2 separate regions of the Homo sapiens genome follow, and region 2 is linked to region 1. Evidence: chromatin loops called from intact Hi-C (ENCODE). Cell type or tissue: endothelial cell of umbilical vein. All regions are shown on one strand. Each heading gives the region's core, and the rest is flanking DNA. Links, peaks and the distances in the headings are about the cores only.

The links. A loop is a pair of places that touch in the nucleus more often than their neighbours do. Peaks named below come from ENCODE experiments on the same cell type or tissue, not always from the same donor. Only the 100,000 strongest peaks of a DNase experiment are listed, where the experiment ranks them.
Region 2: a loop joins it to region 1, with 4 times the contacts of the local background. A loop is called at or near these places in 3 of 110 quality-filtered maps.

What each region holds. Positions count from the first base shown.
Region 1 is chr15:51,092,813-51,104,159 of GRCh38, reverse strand. It overlaps TNFAIP8L3 (TNF alpha induced protein 8 like 3), which reads left to right and starts at 9,254. Exons shown (of 2, transcript NM_001311175.2): 1 at 9,254-9,616. The coding sequence starts at 9,565. All of the region lies in intron 1 of MIR4713HG (MIR4713 host gene), which reads right to left. LOC124903491 (a long non-coding RNA gene) reads right to left here and starts at 9,217. Exons shown (of 2, transcript XR_007064631.1): 1 at 9,115-9,217; 2 at 7,678-8,371. It overlaps LOC124903492 (a long non-coding RNA gene), which reads left to right. Exons shown (of 2, transcript XR_007064633.1): 2 at 257-785. RefSeq lists a silencer at 9,730-9,779 and an enhancer at 9,502-10,232. In endothelial cell of umbilical vein, for the core only: no CTCF peak of the experiment used is centred there; DNase peaks (open chromatin) are centred at 5,919, 6,479, 6,979 and 8,969; H3K4me3 peaks cover 1,030 bases; H3K27ac peaks cover 4,205 bases.
Region 2 is chr15:51,156,920-51,168,266 of GRCh38, reverse strand. All of the region lies in intron 1 of MIR4713HG (MIR4713 host gene), which reads right to left. Among named protein-coding and RNA genes, the nearest start is that of TNFAIP8L3, 68 kb to the right of the region's middle. In endothelial cell of umbilical vein, for the core only: a CTCF peak has its summit at 5,231 (motif pointing left); a DNase peak (open chromatin) is centred at 5,176; H3K27me3 peaks cover 1,074 bases.

The DNA.
Region 1 (11,347 bases), core at 1,515-9,514:
GGCAGCATGGAAGCAAGGAAGACAGAAATAAGGGCACTAATTTGGAGACTATGAGCCTGGGGAACTGGGAGGCTGCTGGCACCTTCAGTACAATGGAGATGTGATTGTTGGAAAGACGTGATTGAGGTGAGAATGGTTGCACTGACCTCACCCTCCACTCTGCACTAGCGGAGGAGAGCACGTTGGGAAGTGATTCCTGGTTTCAGAGGCTCTCCTCTTTCCTGCCAGTAACTCTCATTCCTCTTAACTCTTGCAGCAATATCACCTATACTAAGGAAGTAGGCACATGTCCCACATGCTTGTTTCCTAGGACAGAACCCAAATATTTGATCCTTGGACTTACGAATTTCATCAAGAGAAGTTAAAGTATGAGTTACAGGAATGTGGAGGATGAACCGAGTTCCTGGGTTTTCGACAACTATGTGACTGAGACAAAATATACATTAGAAGAAAGTAACACGGAGTTTGGAAGGATAGAAGACCACAGTTCACAGTACAACTAACTGGAAATATGGTGTCAATGTGTCTGTTTCAGAGGAGAACCAGTCCACTTGAATGAGGTCACTGTGACTCAAACATTATGCTGTAATGTTATCCTGAAAGAGCTTCAATAAATCTAACCACTCATGAATGTCTAGATAACACAAATTTGGCAAGATCTAAAAACTAGCTAAGATTGATAGTGACAGTCAAAGGAGAAAGTTGTTAAAACACTGGAAACTCTCATGGGATGATGTCTGTTAATGATTTGAAATGAAATAAAGTTGATATCCTTGGCCATGGAAGGAATTCCCTTCTCTGCAATAATGTTTGAGGTGTTAAGATGCCCACAGGCACAGTCAAGAGGCCAGAGAAGTAATGGAGAGAGGCCCAGGTGTCTTACTAAGGGATAACATTAACTTATGCCTCCTCAGAGAATGAGCAAAGGCTTATGGCAACCAGGCATGGAAGATTCCTCTTTTAGAAGGGTTGATAGCTTCAACCAGGCAGATTGCTTTGAACACCGAAGGGAGGGATCCGTTTAAGGACAATGCCAAGAGAAGACTTGGCGGGAAAGAAAATGTTGGATAGATAGAAGAGAGGAATGGAAAGTTTGAAGACCCAGAAAAGAAGAAAAGGGAAGGGAAAGGGGAGGAGATGGAGGGAAGCTGAGGGAAGAGAAGGGGAGGAGAGGGGAGAGAGTCTTTGATAAGATAAAGAAATTGAAAAGAGGCATTGGTCAAGTCCTGCTTTTGTTAATTCCACTCCAGATGTATATGGTCTAGTAGAACACTGGTGTACAGGAGGTAAAAGGAGAGGAAAGATCAGTAATGGGGAGAGAGATTTGGGAAGTGAGGGTGGAAACCAAATGAAAACTGGATGTAGTAAAGGAAGTAGCAGGAAGTCACTGCTGTCCTGGGCTGGAGTAGAAGGGCTATAAAGGAGCATGGTAATATGATGGGAAATCCTGAAATAGGGCCAGAGACATGGGTTCTGGTCCCATTTGTTCTTAACTCTGGGCAAACCACTTCACCTTTCTAGATTTATTTCTTCATATCTAAAGTGATGGGGTTAGACCAGGTGACCTTGAACATTTCTTCCCCCTTCTACAGCCCTCGACTGGGTGTAGATGTTATGAAATCAGAGACTTACATAAATGGAACCTTCCAGATTGGAACATGTATTTAGCTTTTCTAAGTAGAAAATGCTTTGAAGGGAGGAACAAAAGGTTCCACTCAACACTTGGCGAGCGATATTTGTTCTGTAAAATAATTAGTGAGTAAGCATTATTGAACTGGGTTGTCACATAAACATGAGAGAATTAAAAGAAAAAAACAAATTTAGGAGACTCAATTTTCCCTTCCATAGATCAGAAGGATGATTAACATAAACCACGAGAGGATACTTTTAAAGACATGCGCAGGAGGAGAGTCAGCATCAGATGAAAGCATGCCTGTCTGGGGAATAGGAGCCTTGAGTTCTAGTCTCAGCTCTGCCACTCCCAGGACTTGGACACATCATTTCCTTTCCATGTCTCAGTTTCCAAAGGAATCCAAAAAGTCGTGGACTCCAGCCTCCCACAATACCCCTACCCATGGTCATCTAGTTGTAATCATTAAAAAACACTTTCTTATTCCTGTACCACTGGTACATGTCTGTATCAATGAGGTCTAACTAGGAAAATATTTTACTTATTTTCTTTTCTTTTTCTTTTCTTTTTTTTTTTTTTTTTTTGAGACAGAGTCTTGCTCTGTCGCCCAGGCTGGAGTGCAGTGGCGCAATCTCAGCTCACTGCAAGCTCCACCTCCCAGGTTCACGCCATTCTCTTGCCTCAGCCTCCCGAGTAGCTGGGACTACAGGCGCCCGCCATCACGCCTCGCTAATTTTTTGTATCTTCAGTAGAGATGGGGTTTCACTGTGTTAGCCAGGATGGTCTCGATCTCCTGACCTCATGATCCGCCCACCTTGGCCTCCCAAAGTGCTGGGATTACAGGCTTCAGCCACGGCGCCCAGCCTACATATTTTCTGTCTTTCTTTCTTTCTTTTTTTTTTTTGTTTGAGACAGAGTTTTGCTCTTGTTGCCCAGGCTGGAGGGCAATGGCGGGATCTCAGCTAACTGCAACCTCAACCTCCCGGGTTCAAATGATTCTCCTGCCTCAGCCTCCCGAGTAGCTGGGATTATAGGCATGCACCACCACGCTGGGCTAATTTTGTATTTTTAGTAGAGACAGGGTTTCTTCATGTTGATCAGGCTGGTCTCGAACTCTTGACCTCAGGTGATCCGCCTGTCTTGGCCTCCGAAACTGCTGGGATTACAGGCGTGAGCCACCACGCCCCGCACTATTTTACATATTTTCAAAGGAGATCATGCAATGCAGGTAACTGGCTACACAGGTCTGAGAAGCCAAACAGAGGATAGTGAGGTAATCTAGGCATTAGCAGCAGCAGGAAGTCACTGCCACCCTGGGCTGAAGGACGAAAGGGAGGAGGTGCTGTTACTGGAGCCAAGGGGTTGGGGTCACCTCATGAAAGCTGGAACCACAGCAGGTCCATTTGGTAGGAGCTGGAGTCACAGAGGAGATATAGCAATTGTCAAAGGTGCCAAGATTAAGGGATAGAGGATAGGGGAGAATATTCCTTCCCTGACCTGCCCATCTTCTGCCAGTGCCTCCCACTGGCTGTATCCAGCTAGAAAACAGCTAGTACAGGGGCCCGGCAAATGCAGCCTGTAGGGGTCAGCCCCTTTTCCATACAGAGGATGGAAAGGGCAAGGACAGGCAGGCCAGGACTGGCACAAGATCCAAATTCTCCCTTCTTATAACTTTTATCCATTAGTCCCACATCAGCCTAGAATCTAAGTCTCTACACATTTAAGGACATCCATCCAGTCATGCCTTGTTTGTTTGTTTTTTTTCCTTCTCCAGCCTGACATTCAAACTTTCTCATACAGAATGGTTTCCAAACCTCTTTCATCATCTTGATTCCCCCACCTTGGGGAGATCCCTGATATGTCTTCTTAAAATGTGGCACCAGATGTTCATAAGACCCCAGGTGTCTGTAAGACTAGCTCCAATACAGAAGAACTATTCCTGCCCTTATTGTAGCAATACAGCTATTATCCCACTGTTGACTCATGTTGCTCTTATGGACAACTAAGACCCACATGTCTTTCCCATATGATTTTGTCTTCTCTTACCTGTGTTAGTATGGTAATCTATACCATTGATAAGCACAAGCATCAAATTCTTTCTCTAAATCACTACTCTTGTTGTTGTCTTTAAAAAAAAAAAATAAGTAGAATAAACTAGAGCCAAGGGCAGAGCTCTGTGTCACTCCACTGGATACCTCCTTCCTAGGTAACTCAAAGCCATGAATCAAAGCTCACTGGGTAGGATTGTTCAACCTACTCCAGATCCACCTAGCAGCAAGGAAACTGTGTAAGACCTCCTCAAAACTTAAATCACAACATATGGTATCTGTGACAGTCACTTCCCTTCATTTTGCACCTGAAACACAGAGGATACTCAACAAATACTTGATACATCCCAAGTCAAATAAAATTATCTTGATTTATATACTTCATGACTCTGTTTAAAGAAAGTTAACATGGTTATTTTAGCAGGACATGGTAAGGAACCCATGTTGGCTGCTGGTGATCACCATTCTCTTCTTTAACCATTTATAAACCTGTTTGTTTCAGATTTTTGCTAGACAGCAACAAAAAACTCATCAATTGGTTATTTCCGGAATCAACTCCTTTCTTCCCTTTGAGAACTGGGGTAACATTGCCCCACCCAGTCTTTGGGTACTTTCCTATCATCCTGAAAACCACAAAGACTCTAGTTGCCGCTGAAACCTCATGGGTCTTGATTCCGTCTTCTCTCCTGTGGGAATAATACTGACCTTTTCTATGCCACAAAGCTGTGTAAGGATCCAGGAATATGGGAAGGCACTGGGCAGAGCTCAACAGTCACTTAGGGTACCCACATACAAGCTGTGTAGATGCTTGTAAGAACAGCTCTCATGCAGCAGTGGAGTCACATCCCATAGCCAAAATGAATGCCACAAGTGAGATCACACACCATGTGTGATCAGGGAGGCTCTCAGTGAACCTAAGATCCTGGTGCTGCTATTTAAAGGGCTTATAAATAACCCCATAGGGTTGGGCTAGGGCACAACAGAGGTTGGGCCCATAGAGTTTTCTTCTCTCTCTCTCTTTCTCTTCTCCCTTTCTCCTTCTCAATTTCCCTCTCCCTTTGTATCAGTGCTTTTGAGTCACTATAATTGCATTAACCACCAAGAAAGCTATCCTGCTGGCAGCTCAGGAAGCAGAAGCTAAGAACCCAGGAGAACAGCTGGATGCCAAAGTTGCCAGCCTCATCCACCCTCTGCCTCCTACAAGGGGTCTGGACTTGGATGGGGCTGTGCAGAGGACACACTGCCCACAAAGAAAGTGTGGAAGGAAACTTTGCATTCTTCTCCTAAACCTCCTCTGGGCTCAACTGATGCTGGACAAATGCAAGAATGAACTCAAATAACCCACCTGCTGCCTAGTGGAGATTATACCCATGAAAATTCTTGATAACCTTAAAGTCTTGGGATATATACAGCAATTATTTTGTTAGTTGCAATTTTCTTTCTTGTTTCTCTCTCCCAAGGAAAACGAAGGAGGCTGAAAGTTCACAGGCATTGATTAATGATGTGTGCAAAGATTTAGACACGAGGATATTGATTGATGCTATTATAGCAGAAAATTGGAAACAACCTAACTGCTCAACAATAGAGGATTGTTTAAATACATATGGTATACTCATCCAGTAGAATATTGTACAGCTATTAAAAATCATGTTATCAAAGAGTAGATGAAATGATGTTCACAACATATTGTTAAAAGGAAAAAGCAATTTACAAAAGCAGAATACTGTACACACACAGAAGGAAACTTCTCAAAAGATATGTTAACCGTGACTGCAATTAGTAAAATTACGAATTAATTTATATTCTTTTTTGTTTATATGTATTTTCCAATTTTTCTAGTAATCTGCATTACTTTTTAAATAAGAGGGGAGACAAATAAAAGCTTATTTTTACTGGCAAGAAAGAAATAGGAAAGCTCCCTTTCTCAAGGCTGTCTTCTAGCACCATGTTCTGTTAGATGGATATCAAGCTAGCTTGGACCCTGCTCTCCAGCTTACCTACAGTCCCATGGAGGCCCCCTCAGCTCTGGGTAGAAGCTTCCTTGGGACCAAAGTCTACCTTGAGACAAATGATTAAAAATAGGGCCAACCTTTCACCTCTAAGGACCAAAGGCCACTTCAGCCTACAGAAAACAGCGGTTCTAGAGCTGGTGGGTTTTCAAAGCAGAGCAGCAGTCCTAGCGTGTGAAAAGTATCTCCTTCCCTCCTCCCACTGCTGAAGGTTTGCAGACAGCTCCCTTTCCATCCCACAAGAGGAGACAGGCAGATGAGTCATAGCACTGGCTCAGATTAAAGGAGTATTATTGTGTTAGCAGAAATGGATCTATTTTATTATCTGTTTCTTGACACCTTACAAATAGATACGCTTTACCCACCAGACAGGCAATTTCCTTAAAAAGCCAACAATTTTGTTCACTCTAGTTAAGAAATGACCAATGAGTGGTAGAAACTCGTATATCTGAAGAGCTGCCAGGCTGAAAAGATGTAGTGGAAACACTGAGGAAGGTGGCTTATAACCCTCAGACTCTAGATTCAAGTCTGCAAAGTGATGCCATTTTTCTAAAAATATACAGAGGAACTACAGAAACCCTTTCCCTTTTTCTCTTTCTTAAGAGTTTTTCCCCCCCCACAAGAAATATATCAGAACTGGTTTGTAAAAGGAGATTCACCACCTCAGATTTCACTGTTTTAGTGGGGTTGATGGTCATAGGATACTATTTTAAGGACTTCCTTCTCTTACACAGATTTTTCCATACTGGGAGGAGAGATAAGGTATGTTCCACTAATGTTCCTCATTAAACTCACACGCATGCCAGTAGTCATTTCCCTTTGTCTTGCTGTCCCATGACAACAGATTGTACATCATAGGAAATTGGAATCGAGACCTTGTTTAGTTTGGATCTCTCTTCCCCATTGTCTAATTCCACATTCAATTCAATTTTTCATTCTATGTCTGCCTCGTTTAGCAGAAATATACTATGAATGAATATAGGAGCAGGTAAATGAATAGGCATTATCTAAGAACTTCACTCAAAGACTTTTCAGGATACCTTGACCAGTTCTTTCTCTCCCCCCCATGCCCAAAGCATTTATCTCTGGGTCAAAATGTGCTAGATACTTAATGAAGACCTGACGACTGATGAGCATACATGTGTTGTAAATGTGTGTTCTCAGTACATTGTTTACTGTTGATCAAATTCCAGTAGCTTCTCTGTTTCCTTTTTGCTGTTATTCATACATGTCTCTGTGGTCTGTCTCCCTCACACTGCAACCCAGGCTACCTGTCCATTAAAACAAAAGCAAAACCAAAAAAGCTTCCATGAAGTGCAAGGAAAGGAGGTCTAAGGAAACAGGGAAAGTTTCACATTTCCTGTTATTGAATCTAGGCACAACCTTTAGAGGAAGCTGAATGCCTTTTGAATCCCATATGCTCTGTTCTGTGAAGCTATCATTGTTGTTTTACCTTATAACTGAAAAGCTATTATGGCAAACTTTTTAAATGATCCCAGCTATTTGTTTTTCGAGTATCATCTTGTATCCAAATTTTGCCATTACTTTTTTCTTTCTTTCTTTTTTTTTTTTTTTTTTTTTGAGACAGCGTGTTGCTCTTGTTGCCCAGGCTGGAGTGCAATGGCACGATCTCGGCTCACTGCAACTTCCGCCTCCTGGGTTCAAGCGATTCTCCTGCCTCAGCCTCCCGAGTAGCAGTGATTACAGGCATGCACCACCACACCTGGCTAATTTTGTGTTTTTAGTCGAGACAGAGTTTCTCCATGTTGGTCAGGCTGGTCTCAAACTCCCGACCTCAGGTGATCCACCCGCCTCAGTTTCCCAAAGTGCTGGGATTACAGGCGTGAGCCACCGTGCCCGGCCCCCACTTTTTTCTTTTCATTAAAAAATGCAACTCTAAAATATTTTGTTTTTCTAAATGGGATCCATTCAATCTAAAAATTAGTGTTCTTTCCAGTTATCAAACATTCACTGTGTGCCAGGCATTGGGTAATAGCTTTCATACTCATTATTTCATTTATTTACAAACACCCTATGAAGGAGACACCAACACTTGAGGAAACCGAGAGAGGTTTAGCCATTTGCCCAAGATAACACATCCACTGTGGGGCTCTTTTGACCATTTCATCAATATCCATCCAACTTGTATCACTAGAGTCCATGAGCTTGGCCATCCTTTGTTTTCTGAAAACACAAAGTAGAGTGGTATTTGCACTCTGTTAAGCCCACACTTCACTAAAGACGGCAGCCTTCAGGTAGACCAGAAGCCAAAACTCACTTATGACACTGTACCATAGCAGTCAGGAGCAGATCTGGACATCAGACCTGATTTCAAGTCCCAGTTCACCCACCTACTGGACGACCTGAGACCACAGGGACATCATCTGCTGTCTCTGAGACTTTTCCCATCTGTAAAATGGGAATGAAAATAAGTTGAATTCTATGAACTTGCCAACTTTCAACCATATTCTACTTCCAAAAAGTATTTTCAAATGGTGCAACCTAAATTCTTCACTGGGTCATTGTACAGATTAGATGAGGACACAAAGGGAAATGTTCAGTAAGTGGCGCTTTTTAGCAGACTTTTTCTTCTTGATTTTCTTTTGCTCTGGCCAATAATTTGCATTCTCTGGGCAGACTTTACAAGCAGAGAACCCAGCTTGAGGCTTTGTGAGTGTAGGAGCCTATAATAGGGAGGCAATAAGAGCATATAGATAACCAAGAATTAACAACAACAAAAAAGGCCTCGGTGCTCCGTGCATTTCCCCCCTCGTTTGGGCTCTTAATTAGTAAATAGGTTTACAAATGCTTTTTTTTTTCCTTTCATAAAGGATGGTGTTACGGAAGTTTAGCACTCTGTGTTTAATCCCATCAACAAAGAAAAGCTTTTAAAATTAATTCTGGCCCCTCTAGTCGAGGGCGCGAAATAGCACGGCTGCTTGATTGGCAGGGTGGCTCCAACCTTCCAGGCGAGCCAGTGTTCAGACTCACCGAGCCCCCGGAACCCGCTTCACCACCGCTTGCCCCACCTGCCCTGCCCTCGCTGGCAGAAGACTCAAACAGCCGGAGTTAGCATTACCTGCCTGTGTGTTTACTTCGTCACTAGGTGCCAGGCCCAGCGCTCGGTCCCGCACACGCCTTGTCTTACTACTTTCCACAACAGTCCAACTGTCATCTCCCCCCACCCCGCCCCCTTCCCTTATTCCCCGCTCCCTTCCCTTATTCCCCGCTCCCCTTCCCTTATTCCCCGCCCCCCTTCCCTCATCTTCCTAGTGAGAAAACAAACACAGGTCTCGTCCAAGGTCTCTGAGCGGAGGAGTTGGACTCGAACCCTGGCAACCCCATAAGTCGGAACACTCGGAACCTCTCCTTTCCTGCGCGAGTTGAAGCTCTTTTTCACCTAGTAATTTTACAAACTTGGCCTCACCCTAGGGAAGGGGCTCGGCCTTGCAGACCAGCACAACCTCGCCGCGCGAGGCAAGTCCAAGGGCTCCGACGCAGGGCGCGGGTAGGGAGGCGCGGCGCCGCCCCCGGGATATTTAACCCCAGCCTGGAGCCCGCCGGGCGCCGGACGCTCGGGCTCCTCGGCGCTCGCGCCTCCCCTCCCTCCTCCCGGCTGTCTCCCGGAGCGCCCCACCCTCCGCCCTGCGCTCGCCTCGCGCGCAGGCACCGGCCGGCGGGCGCGGGGAGCGGGGCGCGGCGGCGCTCGCCTCTGCGGAGCCGCCCCCTGGCCGCTGCCGCCGCGCACCGCCCAGCCCGCGCCGCCCGCGCCGCCCGGGCTCCAGCCGCCCCGCTGTCCGCCCTGAGTGCGCCGCGGCTGCCCGAGCGCCCCGCAGACGGGCGGGTGGCCGTGGACGCCCAGCCAGCAGCCCGCAGCATGGATTCGGATTCCGGGGAGCAGAGCGAGGGCGAGCCCGTGACCGCCGCAGGTACCTAGGGGCCGCGACGGCCCAGGCGGGTGGGCTGGGGCTGGGGAGGACGGGAGGCTGGGGCATGAAATCGGGAAGCCGATCCTCAGCAGCCCGACCCCTTCCAGGCCAAGACTGGGGATTGCTCCGCGTCGTGAGTTTGCTTTGGGGCTTCCCCCAACCCCATTGCACTTGGGCGCGCGGGAGGGAGGGAAGGTGCATTTAGGGGTGGCTCTCCTTGCTGCCAGTCTCCCGCGGCGGGCTCTGGTCGCCCGGGCTGGGTGGGGGCGGGGAAGGGTTCGGGAATCCGCGTACTGTAGTTTGCTGCAGAGAGGGTTGCAACACATCTGCCTTTTGAAATAACTTTCCGAGCGCGGGCCGGGTCCTCGAACCTGGGGCGCCGGGACTGCGCTGCGGCGCAGGTGACTGGGTCCAAGAACGTGACTGGGGGCTCTGAACAGAAAAGGCCTCGCGAGTGGTTGGGGCAGGGGTCAAACCACAGCTTGCGGCCGCGGTTCCCGAGGCTGCTAGGAGAGCCCATGCACAGGGTCCATCGCTGCCGCGCAGCCGGCGGAGAAGGTCCAGAAGGTCCCCGCGGACTGGTCCCCGAACACAGACGCAGGGGCGCGCGCCTCCCGACTTCGCCTTTAAGAGGCCCCGCCGGCTTTTCACAATCGATAGTTATTAAAGCAATAGGTGGATGCTTACTTAGGGAAGAAAAAAAATGAATGTCCTCCCCCGCCTCTCCCTGATACTGAGCAACAGGAGGAAGCCACCCACAGCCGTGGGTCGACTTGCCGCCGGTCTCTGCCCACCTCCACCGGTCCGCTCCGCCCCCCACCCACGGGTCTACGCACCTAGGACCCGCTCGCCCTCCTCACGTGCCCACAGCTCCCGGCGCTTGTGCAGCTCTGAAGGTTAGCTGTGGGCCTGCAGACCCGTGACCTGCGGGCTGGGACCCTCCTGTACAGACCGCGGCCCTGGCTAAGCCCCCACTCTTCCCAGTGTCACACTAGAGTACTGACGGTGGGGACCAAGTAACAGAAGGCACCATCAGTCCAGCCGTGGGTGTAGGAAAGAGAGGTTCGGGAACCAAGCAGGACAGTGCCCTGCGTATATTATTAATACCCTTTCATCCTCACAGCCCCTGGCCAGGCAGTTATTTTCATTTTACAGAGATTCCCATAGAGTAAAGGGCTTGCCCACTTCTCACAGCCAGGGAGTAGCCAGGACCCAGTGACGCCCTTCACCCTGCATCAGACCCCACAGAGGGTGGCTGTGGCCCGCACCTTTGGGTGGGTGGGAAGGGCCAAGGCTGGCGGAAAGGAAATGCCAAGATGCGTGTATTTAAGGATTCCTGTGTGTGTGCAAGTGCCACCTGCTTTGCCTAGGTATGATATAATTCATAAACATGAGCCCTTTGCATGCCTGTATGTTTCTGTGACTATAAAGTGCTGAGATTTTGCTTCACAGGTGACTTGTGGATCTCCTCTCATCATTTAAAAGTTCCAGTAGATGTTTTGTGTGTATCTATTTCGAGAGCGCAAGCGGGAAGGGGACATTGACCCTGACGCTTAACTCTCTCAAAATCCTAAGAACAACATTCTCTGTGCTCCCCTGCCCAACCCTCTATCTCTTCTTCTGGTTGAAGTTAAGGGGTTGAGGGAGAAGCGGGAGGAGGATAAGGAGGCTTAGAGAAAGAGGAAGGAAGAGAAGCCGGGGGCAGGGAGGAGAATCTTCAGAATCCCTGGT
Region 2 (11,347 bases), core at 1,339-9,338, 64 kb before region 1:
TAGAAATAAATGAAATTATTATTTGTCAACTTAAAAATTTTTTAACATACCAGATTATATATTTAAGATTTGTGTATTTTACTATATATAAATTTTGTACTCTACTAGTAGGCTTGCTTTTCTCAGCAGTGTGGGTTAGCAATTCTGAAATTAATTTCTGTGTATCTTATGCTTGAGCAAATGAATAAATACATTGAGGAAAATAGGAGCCATGTTTCTTACTGTCAGAAAAAAGAGTTACAAATATGTAAAAAGGGGAAAATTAGAGTGTTCTCTGAGTTTATGGATTGGAATTAGAGGTACCAGTATGAACTTGTGTTTTTTGATACATAGATGAATAGATAAATATATTTCCTAGCTCTGTCCACCAAAAGTGTCTGGGAGCAATAACACACCTGCAGCAGTGAGTACATCTAGCACTTAGATCTTGGTTTCTAAATACCATTCTCCACTAAAACGAACGAAGAGTCCTTGAAGAAAAGTCTTGGATTCCAGGACTGGGGTGTGGAAACACAAGATGAGTTTAGGATATCTTATTTCACAAGAACCTAAGAAGATGCTCAGTGAGAAATGGGGAACATTCAATAGGACCCAGGATTAGCTTGAAGGAACTTCCATGGGCCACTGAAGGGACTCTTCTACATCTGGGACAATTTGAGCATCAATTATAATAATGTATTCTATTTCACTGAATAAAATAGGAATCCCTGAGAGCACACTGATAGAAAAATGCCAACTAGGCGGGGTGCCATGGCTCACACCTGTAATCCCAGCAGTTTGGGAGGCTGAGGCACACGGATCCCTTGAGGTCAGGAGTTCAAGACCACCCTGGCCAACATGGTGAAACCCTGTCCCCATTAAAAATACAAAAAAATTAGCCATGCGTGGTGGCGCATGTCTGTAATCCCAGCTAACCGGGTAGCTGAGGCAGGAGAGTCGCTTGAATCTGGGAGGCAGAGGTTACAGTGAGCTGAGATTGCACCACTGCACTCCAGCCTGGGCGACAGTGAGAATGAGACTCTGTCTAAAAAAAAAAAAAAAAACAAAAAAAGCCAACTAATAAATATAGAAGGGATGATAGAATTAGAAAATCATCAGTGGTTGCCAAAACTAGTTTGATAAGGGTGAAAGGTTGATGAGAAACAGAATATTTACAGTCTCAATGCATCTCCCCTCAAATTACTTATTACTTACAAAAGAGAAAATGGTAACATGGTGGAGAAATTTGGCAGACACTCCCTGTTCCATTTGCTTTGTCTACATAACAAATTACCCCCAAACTCAGCACCGTTAAACAGCCATTTATTATGCTTGTGGATTCTAGAGATCAGGAATTTGTATAGAGAACATCAAGGATGGCTTGTCTCCGCTCCATGATGTCAGGGGCCTTAGTTGAAAAACTCAAAGGCTAAACGCTGGAATCATCTGAAGACTCCTTTACCCACATGACAGCACTGGGTGTTGTGTGTGGCCGAGAACCCCAGTCCTTCCCCAGGTGGCTGGTTTGGGCTTCCTGACAGGATGGTGGCTACCTGGATTCACCACTGTGCAGTTAGTATTTTTCACTTTGTAATTGATAAATAGCTTGTAGGGAGATGGTTTGAGATTAGATGAATATCCTATCTCTTGATCATGCTTTTGGCCACTACTTTCAGCATTGCTGCAAACTCTTTTTTAAAAGGCCAATTTATTTCATAGACATGTACATTTTTTTCAAAAAGTCCAAACTCTAAACAGTGTAATTCTTGAAAGCACAGAATCCTTTAGTTTGGCTCACAAGCTTGATCTTTGAAAAAGCCCTCTGTTTTTCCAACTTGCTGGTCTTTGCTAATCAGATAGGGGTTTAAAAAAAGATATTTCATTATACTTTTAAGGGTCTATTATTATAGACTGAGCTCGAGCATCTTTTCATGTTTGAATCATTTGTATTTCATTTTCTGATAACTGTTCTTATCATTTGTCTATTTCATACTTACTTACAGAAGTTTTTAAAATATATTAAAGAAAGTAATTATAGAATAGAGAAATATATTCAGGAAAATAGCCCTTTATCAGTTACACAAGTTGCAAGCATCCTTGTCAATTTTGTGTTTGCCTTTTATCTTTTCATTTTGATTTAGTGTTACTTTTAACACAAAATTTTTTGTTGTTTCTGTTTTGTCGAATTTACTAATTTGTGTGTGGGCGTGGTTTCTTAGAAGAGCCTTCCCCATTCTGATATTATTAGTTAAATCTCCCATTTTTATATACTACTTGTATGATTTCCTTTTCATGTTTATATATTTAATCTACCTAAAATTTATTTTGGTGTAAGACCTGAGATCCAGCTTTTTTTTAATAAGATGATCCACTTGTCTCAATATCATTAAATGAATAGTCCGCATTTTCCCTAAGGGTGTAGTTTATATCGTATACTAAATTCCCATATGTATTTGGTTTGACTTTCTAGTCTGTATTATTGATTTAATCATGCATTTGTACCACATTGTTCTAATTACTATAGATTTATAATATGTTTCAATATCTGGTAGGATGTTTCCCTCCTCGTTACTCTTTTTTTTCTCACAATTTTTCTGTCCAAGAATATGCTTGCTTGTTTGTCCATGTGAACTTTAGATTCAGTTGACATGCCTAAAAACTTCTGGACTAATTTAAGGAGACTTGACATCTTCATGATATTGAATCTTCCCAAGTATGAACGTTCAAACAGTAGACCTTTCCATTGCTTAAGGCTTCTTTTGTGTCTCCTTTCTTTGCGTAGCTTAAAAGAGCATTTTAATATGTTTTTCACAAGAGCTGACCACTGTGTCTTCTTGCCCTGTCCTGTAAGAGCCAGCCCCCATTTGTTGCCATTTCTGGACATTTTTTTTTTACAATAAAGCAACATGGATGTGGAGTTTTAGGATGAGTATACTAAAGTTTCATTAAAATATAGTAATGTGGGCTAGACACAGTGGCTCACGCCTGTAATCCCAGCACTTTGGGAGGCTGAGCCAGGCGGATTACCTGAGGTCAGCAGTTCGCAACCAGCCTGGCCAACGTGGTGAAACTCCATCTATACTAAAAATACAAAAAATCAGCCAGGCATGGTATCAGGTGCCTGTAATTCCAGCTACATGGGAGGCTGAGGCAGGAGAATCGCTTTAACTCAGCAGGCGGAGATTGCAGTGAGCCGAGATTGTGCCATTGCACTCCAACCTAAGCAACAAGAGCAAAACTTCGTCTCAAAAAAAAAAAAAAGTAGCAATGTGCTATTGCACCTACACTTTCAAATTTCAAGTAGAAAACAATACTTCTGGTGATGCTGAGAAACTCAATACCATTCCTCAGAGAGCCGTGGCCATCAGCAGACAAATTTATTTGGGGGGTATTTTATCTGTTTCATCGCTATTACAAATGGATTCTTTTCTCCAATCTTGTCTTCTGCCTGATTGCTATTTATATATAGTTAAATGGGTTTATAGGTTCTCTAAGCATATTACTTAATGGGAGGAAGAGAATTTAATTTCTTTCTTATAACAATCACCAACCATAATGGTAGAAAATGAATCTCAGGCTACATACCAAAAAGAACTTCAGGCAGTTCTTTTTTCTTTTCTTGATAGAATGAAATATTAATAGAACATTCAGCAAATTGGCTTTTAGACTGTACATATAACTATTCAATAAGTAAATCTTAGAAAAAATAAAAACAGCTTCCACTTGTATTAACTGTATCAGCCCCAGTTAATACTAGTGATGAGATAGAGAGATAGAGGGGTGAGATATGGAAGAAGATTTTGCAGTACTTGTCAAAAGTTATAACCATACATCCACTTGGGGTGTGGCCTTTGCAATCGTTGCACTGCCTTAAAAAAACTCTTTTTTTGGCCAGGCACAGTGCCTCACACCTGTAATCTCAGCACTTTGGACGGCCATGCTGTGTGGCAGACCCCAGCAGCCCACAGCAGTGAAAAGTGCTCTCCATGCTAAGGTAGTGCCCAGCACAAGCCATGTAGACTCCAGCCTCAGCCAGCTCTGGACTCTAGGCTGACCATCACCACCCCGGTTTAACGGGACAATTAATAGCCTGCTTTCCGCCAGAGACAGAAGTGGAAAATCAACTACGGAGTTTTAACATTCTTTAATTATGGACACGACCAGCTTCAGGAAACCACTGATTTCATAATGGCCTCCTCCCAGTGAAGCAGCTGTTGGGCACATAATCCTGGGCACAAGGCACTCAGGGCACCGCGTTGGCTTCTTCACAGAATGGCCACTGGGGGTGCTTCCTGACTCCATAGGAGGGGCTAGAGCATGCCCCTCCACACTCAGTAAGCAAAGATGGATCCTCCTCAAATGTCGCATTTGCCACAAGAACCCTCCAAAGCTAGCATGCTTTTAAAAATTAATCAACTTTTTCTTCAAGAGCGGCCCCTTTTTAAAAGAGATCTATTGATGTACAACATTTGTAAAGTGATTTGCAATTTTCGGTCTCCCTTGCCCTCTCCTTATCCAGTCTTAAAATAACTTCAAGAGGGAGGTGTTATGCTAATCCTTAGTTTACAGGTGAGAAAGCTGAGATCAAGGAGGTTCAAAGGCTTGCCTGAGGTTCCACAGCTGGGAGACAGAAACGTCTATAATTGGCTGTGGCCCCTGGGGGTGGCCAACTACAGGGTGGCTGCTGCTATCTGGGTAGCACAGGGGAAAATAACAAAGTAAAATTGTCTGCTTCTGTTCACACAGCTTAAAAAAACCTCTGTCCATCTTCCAATGGTTGATAAAGCAACCTGCAGAGCAAGGCTTTGCTTCTGTTTTGTGTGGAAATCTAGGTAGGAGGAAAGAGACAAACGGTGTAGTGTCCCAAACCTCAGGAAAAGGCAGAAATAAACTCCATGAAACCACAGGAGAGAAGCTGAGACAGATTGACAGAACTCCGAAAGAGAAACTGCCAGAACCCAATGAGTCATGAGCTCTTAAACGGAAAATCAGGCTGCATAGTGCCTGCTTAGATAAAAGAGATAATTAGATCTTTTGTTTGTATATTTATCCTAAATGGCTTCTCCACTCTTTGACGATATCTTTGCTAAGATTTCCACTGTTTTATATAATGAAGTTTTATGGGATTTTTTTTTTTTCAAAGAGGAATCTATTTTTATAGAGCTGGAATATTGTGAGGCTAATTTTGTATCTCAAAAAAGCAGGCTCTCTGCAGGGGAGGCAAGTGAGTCTCTGTCGCCACCTAGTGGACATTGCTAAATGGGAGCCAGCGGAGAAGGCTCCCCATAGGCACTTGGAGCCCCCAGTCACATTGCACCAAGGACAGACATGTGACAGCCACTGAGGGGCCAAAGCAGTCTTAGCAGGCCAACCCACAATTGCGTGTCATTTCTGATTAGAAGCACATCTCATTTAAAAGATCTTCAAACATTGCTTTTAGCATTTGTACCTAGAGTGAAGCATCACAGATTAAGACCAGGTGTGGTCTCAGCTGGTCCATGTGTCCTGATCCCTGTCTGTTCTCCAACATTATTTTCATATATTCCCCTTAACCACAGTCCTGCTTTGTTGACTTCAACATTCAATCCAGTATATGGACCATTTGAGCTGACCATATTCTAGGTCCCAACCTGAAACTGGTTCTTTCTTCTGGCTTTCCAACCCTGCCTTCACCTATGACATGCCACCATGCTACTTCTCCAGCTACTAAGGCCTGTCATCTAGGCCTGTCTAGAAAGCCAAAAAAATATTTTTCACCCCTTTTCCTCCTGGAGCCACGCCCTGACCTTTATGGCCTGAATTCTGGATTCGTTCATTTATTCGACACGTTTTGACTGGACACCGACTGCTGTTATTTGCAGCTGCAGCATTGTAGAGAGAAGAGGCCAGTATGGCCAGTGGAATCAGGAGAGGACATCTTTACAGATGGCTTTAAATAGGCAGCCCAGGTGGAGAAGAAGAAATAGTTTCGTTGCTGGGCTTGAGCAGCATGATCTCTTTCCAGTTCAATCCACCATGCCTCCTCAACCTGACTTCTCTCCTTTATTCCTTGACTCAAAATCCTTCAAAGTTCCCTCCTGCATCCATGCAGCTCATCCAAGGAGTCTGCATTATCCTGTGCTCAGAGATACAAACAGGGGTGGGATTCAGTTCCTGACCTTAAATTGCTCAGCATGAGGAAGACAGACCAGCAGACCCAGGGTGTGGAGACAGCTGCCTAAGGCTGGGCTAATGAGTGTCTGGGGAGCCAGAGAGGGTGAGACCAATTCTGCTGGGCAGCAGGGAGAGGCTGGCCAGGGGAGGTTCCCAAGAGAAGGTGACATTCATACTGGATGCTGAAAGATGGATAGAAGTTTATCAGCAAGAGGAGGGGGAAGGAAATGTGAAGCAGAGAGCATTCTGGGCAGAGGGAATGGCAAATGAAAAAGCACAGAGTTATGGAAGAGTTAGGGGTCAGGGACATTGGTCCTTCTGCACACCCAGGAAAGGAGGTGCACAGCTAGGGCAATAATGACCCAGATTCCAACCACAACACTGGATGTGATGGCCATATGTTCATCCCCACCATGTGGGTTTAACATTCCTGAGGTTCCCTGAGGCAACAAGAACTAATAATGAGGTTTCAAATGAATACAATCCCATGCAGTCACTTTGAGTCTCATTTCCCCTGCCGCTGCACTGATCTGGCTGGGGTTGTCTGGGCCCAGCCATTGTCATCATCTCCGACTCTGGAAGCAAGGCTCATATCTACAAGTCACTGTGTGGACCGAACAGTGTGAGTTGTGGGACTGAGGCATTGATTTCCCAGCTGTGGCATTGGCAGATGATGGCTTAGATGAGTTTTCATCTTGCTCACTTTCAACTTGCTCTCAGTTACAGAGAGCTGCCTCACCGAAAGATATGTCCCCTTCCAATAGATAACCCCTTCCCATAGACAATCCACATCTAATAGATGGGTAGATGCAGGGGGCAAGGCCTGGACCCCTGGTTTTCGTACAGCAAAACTCTGAGGGACCATCCTAGATCCAGACCCCCAGTGGGATTGGCTGAAACCTTTGTCACATTTGCATCACGGCCCAACTCTGTCTTCCCAATGTTGATCCCAAGGGCATACTCCAGTCAAACTTCCACACACAAATCTGTCTCAGAGTCTGCTTTTCAGGGAATGATTCACAACAGATAGCTTAAGAAGCCTGGTTCCCATTCAAACAAGATCCTACAGGATGGACATAGACCCAGAGACCTCACTCAGAGGAAACTGAAAAACAATTCTGCTTCCCCCAGTTTAGCCCTCGCTCAGTTAAAATCTACTAGGAAATAGATTTCTTTTCCCCTAGAGGTTTGGGAAATTTGTTTGGGAAATTAAAATTGCTTTTTCACAAGCAAGACAACTAAGGGAATTGAGAGCTCCCCCGGGGGTGAGCCGAGATGAAGGCCCTCCTGTGAGGAGATATTGCCAATATACTTAAGAGCAAGAATTTCTATAAATAGCCCCTCGGAATAAAGGAGATGGTATTGCCAGTAACTGCTCTATGACTTCACTTGAAAGCCTCAACAGCAAAGTGATACATATTATAGACAAAAGAGCCAGTCAAACTCGTGTCCGCCCAGCCGGCTCAGTGCCATGGGAGGGCATCCACTCAGCTGCCAGTCCCCGAGGGCAGGGGCCAGGAGCCCAGCTGGTTCCTTTGGGCTCCACTGTAAATGTGGAATTCTAGATAGACTTTTAGTGTCTCTCACAGTCTAGGTGTTTCTCTGGGTGGGGAGTGCTCCTCAAGTCTCTGCTTTTGCAAATTGACTTCAAATGGAATTTAGAAACTTGCTCCCATCCCTACACCACTTTTATCTCCTCCCTAATCCATCTTCTCAGCCCCCACACCATATCCCTGCCCCCCTCTGAAGGGTGGGTCCTCAGAGGTCTATCAGGGAGAACACATGTGCCCTCTGGTCCACTTGATCAGCTGAGACATCTTACCCAGGGCTTACCTGTCAGCTGAGATGAACCTGGCAATGTCACTTCAGAGGCACCAGCAAGGTGTGTCTGAGAGCGAGTGCTGGGGGAGACCTCCAGCCATCTCACCAAGCACCTCTTTTACTCCATGGGAAAAGGAGGTCCAGGGAAGTGAGGTGATCAGAGCCCAGACTGGATTCCTAGGCCAGTGCCCTTGGCACCGGACACTCTGTCGAGCTGCTTTCATCGCATATTATTTGATCACATATTTAGTCAATCACCTTAGTGAATAAATGTTAAGCCCCTAGCATGGACAAGCACAGAGGTAGGTTCACTACAAAGAATTGGGAAAGTCTTGGTGGTGCATGGTGTGACGCCAGAGGCAGGCACACCTAGGAGGATATGGTGGCACACTCTGGAGAAGCACCCAGTGTCTGCAGGAGGCCTTAGCTCCAAGAAATGATGGGTGAAGACTCAGAAAGGCCAGACGAAGGGCCAGGGACAAGTGTCTCTACCTTACAACTTGGCCAGGGGCAGGCCTGACATTCACTCAGCCTCCAGTGTCTAAGAGCAGAGAGTGGGCACTGCTTCCCAGGACCGGCTACATAATTTGCAGGGTCTGGTGCAAAATTAAAATGTGAGGCCCTTTGCTAAAAAAATATTATGCATTTCAAAGTGGTGCAGCAAAGCATTAGACCAAGCACGGGACTCTTCTAAGTATGAGACCCTGTGTGACTGCCGGGGTTGCACGCCCAGGAAGTCAGCCCTGCTCCTACTCAACTTCACCATTTCATTCATGAAGCCAAGGAATGCCAGGCCTCCCATCACCCAATCCAGACACATCCTGAACAAAGGAGGAAGCTGAGACCTACGGAGGTAAAATGACATGTCTATGGTCTCTCAGCTGGTCAGTGGCTGCCTAGTGTCCTTAAAATTTAGCTTCGTCCTGCTTTGGCTAATCAGAACCATACCATATCTATTTGTCTAATTGTTGTGTGCTTGTTTACTTTCTACTAGGAAGCCGGCTATATACAGGATAAAAAGAAGAAAATATGTCCCCTTTATCAAAGAACAAGGTGAAAACACCTGAGGGCAGATCCCTTTACCAGCCCCAGACTCTCCAGCCACCCTTGCTGATTCCTCTTTCTAGGGAAGCAGCCTAGGCCCACCCGAGAAGACCCCCCAGTATCGCCCTCCCTCCCGGGCTCAGGCATAGTACGTGGCACTCCAGGGTGTGAAGGGCACCTGCCTATGGTATAGGCTCACCCATCTGGAGATGGCATCATCCTTGGCAAGGATAGGGGGTGCAGAGCCACAAATCAGGCCTCATAGTCCCAAGGAGGAATGGGTCAAGCAAGCTGCTTTGTCCTTGCACCTTCCATAGGCCTTGGATGTCATGTTGTCACTCCTGGAAGGACCTTGGAGATGAGTAGAGCAACCCTCCCATTTGACAGATGACAGACCTGAGGCCCAGAGGGATGTGTAGAGTCGCAACAAGAACTAAGGTCTCCTGTTAGACAACCCAACTCCCCAGATGCCAATCTCAGCCTATAAATCATGTGACCATATTCCTGGCGGTACTTCCTTCTTTACAGCATAGGAAGGTGGGGGGGAAAAGAGGGACAAGAGGGCGTGATAGAAGGGACTTCCAAACCAGGAAGTCAGTGCCCCTGGCCAGGTCTGCTGTCTTCCAGTTGTGCAAACTTTGCCTTAGTTTCCTTATCTACAAAATGAGGCTACTAATATCTACCTCAAGAGTTGGACTACATCGGCAAGATGCCTAAGCTGCCCAGAAGAGACTTGCCATTATGGCAGGTGCCACACCCTTCTTTCTCCATTTCTTACTCCATGTCAGTGGTCCCAGTGGGGACAACATTCAGATCTATACACTTCTCATGGATGGTGTTAGGTGACACATCCAAACATCGTTGTATTGCCTGTTATACATGGAGCTTAAGAACCTTAGGAGAAAACATTTTAATCATGCATTTAATTAGGATTCCAACTCCTAGGGGCAAACTGGGAGTCAGTGGGAGGTGGGGAGAGATCCTTATTTTGAAGCAACAGAGGCCTAGGACCACATCAGACACTACTAAAATGTCCAGAAATCCATGAGGGAAGCAGGAACTCTAACAGGATTGCTAAGACTGTGCTCAAGCAGGAGGAGGCTAACAAGGTAGTAAGATTCAGGAGTTCCCATTAATGGGTTTCATGGATTCCCTCAGGCCGCTGAGGCTGCAGTTGCCCCCATACACTCTGCCATGAGGAAGCCCAAAGAGGTCCCTAAGAGTGGGGGCTCCAAGATGTTCTGGTCAAATGACAGGCAGTCGGCCATCACCGTCATGAAGCCCTTTCTCTGCTGGCTTCTGGCCTTGGAGGCTCTCCTGAGTGTGGACTGATACCTCCTTTCCTGCCCCCTCTCACTGATCACAGTGCCTTTCAAAATGAGGTGCACCTGTCTGTGGTTCCCAACGCCCAGGCACCTCCCTTCCGAGTCAGCCAGGAGCCCTCACCGAGCTGCTTTCCCCAGAGCGCCCACCCTGCCACCCCTCCCCCAGCCAGCCCCAGCCCTGCCTCCCACTTTGTCCTGGACACACAGGTCATATTTTCCTGCAATGATGACAAAGGGTGCTGTGATTTGAGGGAACATACTTCATGCAGATCCCTAGTGGTAGACATTTGTGATTTTGTTGACCCTTTAGGAGACTGGGGAATGTTCCTTCCTCAAGGAGAGGTGGAATCTTGGGAGGTCTGAATTCAGCACAGATTAGAATGGCAGAGTAGTTAAAGCAGGATGTGGAGCCTGATCTGCCTTCCAATCCTGGTTTGGCCACTTACCCATCTGGTCCCTCACACAGGTTACTACACCTCTCTAAGCCTGCATTTCCTCATCTGTAAAATGGCCAGAACGACAATCCCTTCTATGGAGGAGTGAATAAGAAGGCTCGAGTAAAGAACTCTGCACTGCGCCTGGCATGCAAGGAGCCCTTGGTAAACATGCAAAGCAGTGGCTGCTCTGGATAATCCCCAACGTTCTCCCTATCTAGTCCCTCATGCAACCCACTTGCAAGATTACAACAGCTTCTTCACTTGACTCCCCCCAAACACAACTGGGTGGCTTAAGCAACAGAAATTTATTTTCTCACAGTTCTTGGAAATCCAAGATCAGGGTGTCAGCATGGTCAAGTCCTGGTGAGGACTCTCTTCCTGGCTTGCAGACAGCTGCCTTCTCACTGTGGCCTCATGTGGTGGGGAGAGAGACCAAGCTCTCTGCTGTTTTTTCTTATTAAGCCACTGATCTCATCATGCAGGCTCCATCCTTGAGACCATATCTAAACCTAACTACCTCCCAAAGGCTCCATCTCCAAATATCATCACATGGGGAGTTAGGGCTTCAACATATGAATTTGGGGGGGA